Linked DNA regions of Homo sapiens: region 1 is linked to region 2. The links are chromatin loops, found by intact Hi-C in ENCODE. Cell type or tissue: endothelial cell of umbilical vein. All regions are shown on one strand. Each heading gives the region's core, and the rest is flanking DNA. Links, peaks and the distances in the headings are about the cores only.

What was found. Hi-C counts contacts between places; a loop is a spot of excess contacts. Peaks named below come from ENCODE experiments on the same cell type or tissue, not always from the same donor. Only the 100,000 strongest peaks of a DNase experiment are listed, where the experiment ranks them.
Region 1: it touches region 2 in a loop (6-fold over the local background); 8 of 110 quality-filtered maps call a loop at or near these places.

What each region holds. Positions count from the first base shown.
Region 1 is chr5:123,879,641-123,885,029 of GRCh38, reverse strand. No RefSeq gene overlaps it. Among named protein-coding and RNA genes, the nearest start is that of CSNK1G3, 370 kb to the right of the region's middle. In endothelial cell of umbilical vein, for the core only: no CTCF peak of the experiment used is centred there; DNase peaks (open chromatin) are centred at 1,869 and 3,019; H3K27ac peaks cover 1,589 bases; H3K27me3 peaks cover 84 bases.
Region 2 is chr5:123,697,657-123,703,022 of GRCh38, reverse strand. No RefSeq gene overlaps it. Among named protein-coding and RNA genes, the nearest start is that of CSNK1G3, 190 kb to the right of the region's middle. In endothelial cell of umbilical vein, for the core only: no CTCF peak of the experiment used is centred there; a DNase peak (open chromatin) is centred at 2,262; H3K27ac peaks cover 2,215 bases.

The DNA.
Region 1 (5,389 bases), core at 71-5,070, 180 kb before region 2:
TTTTTTTTTTTTTTTGAGACAGAGTCTTGCTCTGTCGCCCGGGCTGGAGTGCAGTGACGCGATCTTGGTTCACTGCAACCTCCGCCTCCCGGGTTCAAGCAATTCTCCTGCCTCAGCCTCCCGAGTAGCTGGGATTCCAGTCGTGTGTCACCACACCCAGCTAATTTTTGTATTTTTAGTAGAGACAGGGTTTCACCATGTTGGCCAGGCTGGTCTTGAACTCCCTACCTCAGGTGATCCACCCGCCTTGGCCTCCCCTAATTCTTGTAAAAAATGCCTGGATATAAAATACGGTTTTTTGAAAAATATATGAAAACAAAGACCTTAAGAATAGAGAAATCGGCCAGACGTGGTGGCTTACACCTGTTATCCCAGCACTTTGGGAGGCTGAGGCGGGCTGACTACCTGAGGTCTGGAGTTCAAGACCAGTCTGACCAACATAGTGAAACCCCGTCTCTACTAAAAATACAAAATTAGCCGGGCATGGTGGTGCATGCCTGTAATCCCAGCTACTTGGGAGGCGGAGGCAGGAGAATCACTTGAACCCGGGAGGCAGGGGTTGCAGTGAGCCAAGATTACTGCCACCACACTCCAGCCCGGGCAACAAGAGTGAAACTGTGTCTCAAAAAAAAAAAAAAGAAAGAGAATAGAGAAATGGATATACACAACTAGGGAAACATAAAACCAAGACTTTAAAAACTGCAGAAAAATAATTGTAGAACACAGAATTTTAATATTATAAACCTTGACACTGTAATATTCAGAATTACCACAATCCAGATTTATTTATAAAAACATATATTTATAAAAACACATATATTTTTATATTTGTATATTCATTGGTCTGTTTTTCCCACTAGAATGTAAGCTCCATGATGACAGGGACTTTGCTTTGTTAACTCATATCCCCAGTGCCTAGAACTGTGCCTGGCATGTATATCCAATGCATATTTACTGGATGAATGAGCACATGAATTTCCTGCCTGAACATACAATATAAAGTATCCCTCTCTCTCCACTTTGCTATGATTTGCTGGTGAATTAGAATAAGCTACCCTCCTCCCACACAGATATTTCTGTGATGCCTTCCTCTATCACTCGACTCAAAGATTTTACAGCAAATTATTATGGAAACTCTCTCATTTTATACATTGGGTTTTGTTTAGCTCTTAGTCATACTGATGGCCTATTTATCTCCCACTATATTTGATAAAGCAAATATTGATATTTTATGTGTGTATGTGTGTGTGTTGTGGTATGTCATATGTTTGTTTAATGTTTTTATCAGAAAATTTGATTATCTTTGACCTTGACTAACCCTGATATCTGAGATAATTTTTCTATTTAGTAAAACTAATTTATGTAGAATGTTTTTCTATTTTTTATTTATTAAGCAAGAGGTTGTAAAATGCTTATTCTTTTCAGATGCTATATTTATCCCAAAAGAGCTGAAAAAGTATCACTGAACTGTCAAAGAAAGGTGGTATGAAGTAGTTTAACTTGAAATATTATTTTGAGAAATATAAAGACAATGTATCTCATTAGATCAATTTTTTTCAAGAAAGAATATAGGACATCCATGTCCCATGTTAAGTTCAGCATCACAGAACTATACTGATTGAGATTCAACCTACTTTCAATTCATAATAAAATACAATTGTTGCTTTTCTTTTAATTTTCAACTAGCAAGTAGTACTCTCTCCATTAACATCAATGGAAAAACAAAAACAAAACAAAACCAGCGTCTCCACTTGGCAGGAAGTATTTATGGCTGTATATAATGCAGATAAGTTTGTTTGAGAATGTAGACAGCATTCTAGACAATCACTAGAGATAGGACCTTAATTTAACCCCAAGCCTGAAGCATTTCCTCTGGGATGTGGATGACTGATAACACGGAGGAGGGCAGAGAAAGTATAGATTTATTGAAAAATGGATGTTGCAAGCAGGGGGTGTTAAATTTCTTCCTCTAAATCATTGTTAGAAGAACAAGCTTAGATTTCTGCTTCAGGATGAAAATCCTAACTGTTGGAAGAGAGAGAAATTTTCAAAATCACAGGTAGCCGGCATTTCTAACTTTCATTTCAAAAGCATTAAACCACATACTTACCTCTAGCTCATCTTGCAATAAGACAGCATGACTACACTTGCTTTTAATATCCTCTACACAAGATTCTTCCGTGATTTTTAATTTAAAGAAAATGAGCCCTTTACTGACAGCTCGATAACCTTTCCCATGGGAACAACAGAAAAAGGTTTCCCGTTCACAGCACTAATGAGCAGTATATAATAGCCAGCTTCTTTAAATGGTGTAGTAAATATATCTTTATTAACAAACATTATGTATTATGTGTTTCTAGATCACAATATTTAAGAATAACCTTTTAACGAAGTGAATAAATAAGCCATAACAGGTTTCTTGCCCTTTACTAAGCAAAATATCAAGAACTTCTGCAAGGGCAGAGGTTAAGTGACTCTTTTATTTACTAATGATAAAGTTAATTGCATGAAACCTAATTCCACCCAGTTGGAAAAAGAATTTTTCTTTTAACACTTGACCCTCACAGTCATTTTTGAGAAATATTGCAATTCTTCAAATGAAGCTTACCCTCATCTCGCCCAATAGGTTTAACTATTGCAAGCAAAGCACTGGCTATATTCCATTTATAATGGCTAGCTAGGAACAGTAAATGTCTACTTCTTACCAGGGCTGCTCAGAGTAGCAGTTTTAATATCATTTAATAGTAAATATTCTTTATTATTCTTTTCACTGTGAACTAACCAAGTGGCACAATTCTGTGGCTAATTATAAAATCGCCTACATTACAGAAGAATTAAAACAGCAAATGAGTCATCTGGAGAGCTGCCATGGTTTTTCTAAAATTCTACACACACTGCACGTGAATTTTAATATGTAATTTTAATTACACAACTCTTCCCAGCAAACTCTTCTCATTACTTAGGCAGTGTGTGTGTGTTTCTTTTACCTTGATTACAAAGTCAAACCATTTTAGCTGAAATTAAAAATATCTGTGTATTTATAGAGAAAACAGAGGGTTGTGTTTTGATAAAGCCTCCAGAGGAGGAGGGCAAAACTTAACCCTGTAAGGAAGGAAGGCTGCCTGGTCTTCATATCAGACAGCGGCTAAGGAAATCCTAAGAGAGTTTGTTACATGAACCAGTGGGTTGAGGCAACCTTTAACGTACAGGAAACTGGAGTTAATTAAACTGTTACCGGGATCCTATCTATCATCCTAGCGTGTGCTCTATCCCAAGTCCATTTACATTTTAGAATTGAAAAAATGTTCTCAGGACTGTTGATAAACCATGTTTACTGTCTCTATTGATTTGCTACTTTTGCATAACCTTTATGTTTTAATTATCTTATAGTATTTCTTGAAGGCTCTTCTGTAGCGGTTGCTATCTGATTAGACTTTACTGGCAATTATTAAACACTAGGAGTACACCTTTTAATGGATTAATCTGCTTCAAAGTTATAAGATGACTACAGGAGTGAAACTGCCAGGAAAAAATAATGTCACCTTACTCAGTGCTATTTTCAAGCCACAGTTATTGTGTTTACTGTAGAGGAGATATGCTCAGATTATATGTGTGGAATCAGGGGAAGGGTCTTTTACATATAGTATGTCTGACACGGCATCTACCATTAATCATTAATCATATAATCAAAATACAAATTTAAAATCTCATGAATTAGCATTCTGTGAAAGAGCTAGAGTTTGACCTTTTTCTGATAATAAATATTTTTACTGAATGAAATTTTTGTTCATTGTAAATTAGAATTGCACAATGTATGTTTATTTCTTCATTTTAACTAACATTTACTGAGTACTTACAATGTATCAGGCATTGTACTAAGAGCTCATTACATGGATCACCTCATGATCATGGACTACATTAGCCCCATTTTACACATGAAAAGACAGAAGCACAGAGAGGTTAAGTAGTTTGCCTCAGGACACACAGCCTACAAGTATTTCAGTACTACAAGTATTACAGCCTGCAAGTATTGGAAACCCAACAGATTTCCAACTTAAAGTATTTGATTCTAGAACTCTGTAGCTTTACTACTAGGCCATACCCTATGGGATATATTTCAGTAATGGAACCCAAATACCACTAAATGAAGAATGACCAGGTCATGTTATGCTTTTAATATTTTAATATCTAAATACTTGCCCAGAGCTTTAATTTGAAGATCCAATTATGACAAACTGGATTCCAAAATTCAAAATAGCTCAGACCCAATTATAATATTGTTTAAAGTTTATGTGCATATATTCTATTTCAAGAAGCTTGACCATTCTGAATGGATTTCTGTAAGAAGATATAACAAGAAAAATTGATTAGATCCTGTCTGCACTTCTAAAACAAACAAAATATGATCCTGAATTTGCTGATTTACCACTATTATCTCAAAGCCAAACATTAACATCAGGAAACATATAGTATTTATCTACACAGTGTTGGTTGTAGTTAACAGGAACCTGGTAACATTTTCCCCAAACACTCTAATGACAATCCTGAGTTGAACCTTCCATTCATTTATTTTAGTTTTGAGTGTGGGAGGGAAGGAAATCCCTGATCTTTCTAGCACAAGTAGTGGACTCACAACCACTAAGTTTCTGGTGGCACATAGGATCAAAGACATCAAGCTCAGTAGGTCATATAAGCCCCTATTTCACCTTCCTCCCATCCATTCCATATTGAGTAAGCAAAACAGAATAGTGCAGTAGTTCTAAGGGCACTCTAAAGCCAGGCTGCCCGGATTCTCAAAGCTCTGCCTCACACTAGCTGCATGACCACAGACAAAATAGCCACTCTGGGGCTTAATTTCGCCATCTGTGAAGTGGGAATCATATATATTGAATATAATTTATGATGAGGATTAAATGAATTACTACTTGTAACGAACTCAGAAGAGTGGCCTATAAATAGCAAGCACAATGTGTTGTATTGCCCTATTATTAGTGGTAGAACAGTATCCTGGGCACTATGCTAGGCACAGTCTTATAACAGTCTTATAACTTTGATCTACTTAGGGATTTAATTTATTGGAAAACTAACAAATTACAGCAATAGCAAGACCTAGACCTTGACCCCACACTGTCACATCTTTTCTCTTATTTGTCTAGCCAGTGTTTATACTCCAAGGGGAACATGGCTGAAAATAGGGAAGGTCTGGATGAAATGTCAGCCTAGAGTGGCCCATTTCCCAAGACCCTCCAGGGTAATTCTGGATATGGTGATGTTCGCATGCTCCCCTGCCTAGTCAGCACCAGGGCAGCATGCAACCTCACTGGCCACACATGGGCTGCTGCCCAAGACCTTTCAATGTAACATTCTGCTTCAGCTGGAAACTTTTGCA
Region 2 (5,366 bases), core at 1-5,000:
GTGAATATATGGAAAACTCCTATTCTTTCTTTCAGGTGTAGCCCTAATGCAGTCTTCTTTCTCTCCTGACACAGATGTGGGCTAGAGCTAGGATTGATTGACATACTCAAAGCTTCCCTTGCCATTCCACTGCAACCACACATCTATAAGTCAAACACCACCCACAGCTGCAGCTTCCAATCTCCTTTTTAAGGAGGAAGAGTTATTCCAAATACCACATAATAGACAGTATAACTCTTGGCGTATCAAAAGCCTTTGATTTTTACTTTAAAAGTTGACAAACTTTCAAAAATAAATTTTATGTTCTAATTCAAAAGACATCAGACATAATGTGATATATTATTGGTAGATTCGGAACTATCATGATGAATACCAATTTCCATACCTTCATATAAGAATGAAATAATGCCCTTAACATCTGTGGGAAATCCAAATCAGCCCAGACATGTATGCTTCTTAAATTCACATTCATTTCTAATCTTGTTCTTGTCCCTTTCCTCCCCTTCTCTTGTTATGAATTCCTTTATGGCCAATATGTCTGAATGCAGGGGCTCTTTTACCAACTGGAAATCTGTACCTCGTAATGGACTATAGCTTAGAAAACAGAAGCCATCCTGTAAGTGGTAGTGGATAGCCCTCATGAGAGAACCTGGAAGATATTCCTATGAAAAGTGTAAGGTACTCTTACCTAATTTGGTTGTTTATCAAACTCTTGGCTATATTTGGCTTTCAGCTGTAATACAAATTGTGAATGCAGGGAAGGTAAAATATCATTTAAGAACTAATCCTCAGAATATTCATGTAATAGCCCAGAGTATATCAGTATCTTGAGTGGAAAAACCAAGGCTCCAAGCAAAAATTTCTTATCCAAGTCACATTAAATCCATTATCATACTGAAAACTGAACTCATGCATTCATGCATATACTAAGTAGGTCTGTGTCCACTTGGAGATTAATAGATACTCTGAATTTTGATTACACATTACTCAGTCTGCTCTTCTAGCCCACAATCTCTAACACTTCATTTCACTCTATGCCTTAGAAATGTATTCCATTGAGAATTTCTAGGCATGTGCATGATGCCAAGAAGTCAGAATGAGTATGGGTCAACCCCTAAATTGGAGATTCTTAAGTAAAACAGGCAAAAAGTAATGTATAAACTGACCAAAAATAATCACATCCCCTTGAAACCAAGTATTTACTTTAAAAGATTAGGGCAATTTTTCTGCTTCCTGAATTGTTGGGATTATAACTCCAATTCTTCACTTACTTGGACTTTGCCAGATTTGGCTTCAAATCATGTGGCACTGATGTAAAACACACCCAGAGACCTACCATGAAGTTCAAGCACCAGGAAAGCAGCACCACAAGGAACAAGCAAAAAGTAGCAAAACAGAAAAGTTAACCACTCCCAGGATTTCTAGAACACAAAATCCGTAAGAGGCGAAACCAGCGAATCTCTCCTACATGGGAAAACTTTGTCTTATGGGGAATTTTCAGGCACAAAAATAACCCATGTGACAAATAAAGATGATAGAAACAGGTAGCAAAATCCTACAACGGGCAAGAATGCATCTGGTGTCATCTGTGACACCAAATTTCAGATTCTCTCTCACGTAGAAAAAGAGTGGGCTTCAGCCACAGGGTGGAGGGACTGCCCATTGAAAACTACATATGGTACCTCTAAAATGGTATACTGTCCCCACTGTTTTTTTAGAACAACTAGACCTGAAAATCTGTTCTGAATGGAATAATCCCCTTAAGATCTGTGTTTGGTTCCTCCCTTACTGAACAGCATCATCTCTCCGCTCTCCTTTCTACAATGTAGTGATGAATAAACTAAGTGCAAGAAAACCGCACTAATATGAGTGGAATCAAATAGATCAGGCAGGCACAATGGCTATGTTTCAGGAGGCTGGATAATTCAGGATTAAAATATGTGCCTCTGTATGCCAAGATGCAATGAGCATCCCAGCCATTTCATTCAGCAAATCAAATAGTCTCTCTTTCTCAAAGACGACCATGTTGTGGAGCAAATACATTTAGGACCAGTGTTACCGGAAGCAAAAGAATGTTTTTCCTAAGTGCCAGAAAACAGGCGATTTAGACATAAGCAAACAGCCCAAAGAACCTGCCTGACTCTTCCCTGGCAGAGGAGAGCCACAAATAAGGCAATAACATTTCAGTTTCATGAGTCAGATGCTAGAGAATGAAAAGATTTCCTCTTTCTGCTGTGGGTCATTGTGGGGATGACTTCAAGAGATATCACCATGGAGTTCACACAGCACAACAAGCACAACAATGGAAACTTGGAATGGCAGCATTGCCTGCTCTCTAACGTGCCAAATCCCTTATGTTAGCTCTTATACACATGCTATTTGCTTAGAGTATTATTTTTTTCCTCCTCATCTCTGCAATTTTGATAATAGTTTCTTTCCCATAAGTTTCTTATCTGACTGCAGAATCTAGTGGCCTTATAAGAATAATTGAAGAAACGTAAAGCCTCTCATTACCAACCAGAGAGCCTTAAATACATGTACCATAAATGTTTGTGGAATCAAACTTTGCTTAATCAACATCTGTTTGAGGCAAATAAATGTAAAAGTTATTCATTAGGGTCCAGGTCATCTCCACTATTTGAATTTGGGTAAGATTTGCTCCTGCTGTAGTCCAAAGGAGAAGTTATATTCATGAATATTTAATTAGTGCCACCTTTTAGAAAAAAAAAAAAAAACTAAAAGGAGAGCAAATAGCAGCTGCTTTCTAAAACCTTACTCTTTCTTGCATCCTCAACCTCCAATAAGAATTCTATCCAACCATGCTGCATATACAGATGTTTTAACTTTCCTCCCTGTGGCAACAATTGTAGAGTTTGTCTTACAACTCCAGCCCAACTCTTTTGGAATATACTCCACTGACAATTAGGGCAGGAAAGCTTAGGGCTCCCAGGCACTGGCATAGCTTGGGCTCCTTCCATGACCCAGTCTCTACCAAGTAGACACACCCACATGTGATTTGGAAGGCCAGAGGCAGAGCCTCGGCTTGTGCTGCTTCTTTCTGTTGATGAGCACAGCCATGGAAGATATTAATTTCTCTGTTGCAGTAATAATCAAGGACCCAGGGTCGAGTCCTTAGTATGGTGCCACACTGGACCCAGTAAGCCTTTCCTGGGGCCAGAAGAGGAGGACTGAGCAGAAGGCAAGAGAGAAAATATCCAGACTCAAGGTTCCTGACTCACAGCTCAGAAGGAAAAATAAAAACTTGTGGAGGGAGAGACAGCCAGATAGCTGAGGCCTGAATTGCTAAATAGTAAGGCTAGTGCCCTTCTCTCCTAACCTAGGCAGACAGCAACCCTTTTAGAAAAGTCTCACATCTGTGGATATGAACAGACACTTCTCAAAAGAAAACATTTATGCGGCCCAGAAACACAAGAAAAAAGGCTCACATCATCACTGGTCATTAGAGAAATGCAAATCACAACCACAATGAGATACCATCTCACACCAGTTGGAATAGTGATTATTAAAAAGTCAGGAAACAACAGATGCTGGTGAGGATATGGAGAAATAGGAATGCTTTTACACTGTTGGTGGGAGTGTAAATTAGTTCAACCATTGTGGAAGATAGTGTGGCAATTCCTCAAGGACCTAGAACCAGAAATACCATTTGACCCAGCAGTCCCATTACTGGGTATATACCCAAAGGATTATAAATCATTCTACTATAAAGACACTTGCACACGTATGTTTATTGCAGCACTATTTACAATATCAAAGACTTGGAACCAACCCAAATGCCCATCAATGATGGACTGGATAAAGAAAATATGGCACATATACACTGTGGAATACTATGCAGCCATAAAAAAGGAATGATATCATGTCCTTTGAAGGGATATGGGTGAAGCTGGAAGCCATCATTCTCAGCAAACTGACACAGGAACAGAAAACCAAACACTGCATGTTCTCACTCATAAGTGGGAGATGAACAGTGAGAACACGTGGACACAGGAAGGGGAATATCACACACCGGGGCCTGTCAGGGAGGTGAGGGCAGGGGGAGGGAGACCATTAGGACAAATGCCTAATGCATGCAGGGCTTAAAGCCTAGATGATGGGTTGATGGATGCAGCAAACCACCATGGCACACGCATATCTTTGTAACAAACCTGCACGTTCTGTACATGTATCCCAGAACTTAAAGTAAAATAAAATAAAATAAAATAAGAAAATTCCCACATTTAACGTGATGCTGTATTCAACATGAGAGAGATGGAGTAAGTGATAGCTGAGGGCAGATGAGTGTCAAGACAACTATGTAGGGTTCCACTCCAGAATTATATATAAAGAACAATCAAGAATTCTTAGTATCCCACCTTCAACAACAACTAGAGGGGGCAGAAATATTATGGGAGGTGTGAACAGGTAGATATATGAGGTCAGGAGGAGGTAGCTGCAAAGTTCAGAGCTTTTGCAATTAGAGGCAAAAGCCAATTGCCAACATGCACCACACCTCGGTGGATACCAGCGCAGGATGTTCAGGGAACAGGTACACCACGGAACATCACTGCAGGTAACAGAGTGACAGACTGATGCCTAAGTCCAAGCAGGACAAGAACAGATGAATAATACATAAGCTGTCCTGTGAAAATAGACTACTCCCGAGTGGTAGAAAAAGGACACAAGAGAGGCATAAAGAAAATACAGAAGACTGAGAATGTATGCAAAAGTAGCTGAGATAGAAATCAGACTACGATTGTAATAATATTTTAATTTCACTGAAAAGGCACTGATTGGACTGAAAATACTGGAATTACAAAAAAAGAATAAGTTGTCTGGTCAAGACAGTGACTGGGAGAGTAGAGGACAAAATGGAATTATAAAAAATTACAATTAAAGAAAATAAAATTACTTTAAAAAAACACACATCAATCGTTATGTGTAAATTTTGACCCTACTCTCACAGATAGAATTTATTAGTGTTTACCATGTGCCAGTCACAGCTCTAATTAAATATAATGAATATTATGTCATCTTGGTATAGTCTAATTATCTTCATTTCACAGGTAAGGAAACTCAGTCTCACAACTATTAAACAACTTGCCCAAGGATGAACAAAATTATCTATATGATAAAGATATGATAAAGTCATATCTATAGCCAAGCAGTTGCACAAATTATTCCCAATGACTAATCAGTCACTTCAGATGTTTTCTTTCTTCCTCATCCATTTGATAGATACTACAGAGACAGATAGTAATGACCGCACTTTGCACTGTGGGTAGGAAGGGAAGAAGAAAATGCGTCTCCCCAAAGCTGAGATTTTCTTCCCATAACTAGAGTTTGCTTTCCTTGCCTTTTTCTTA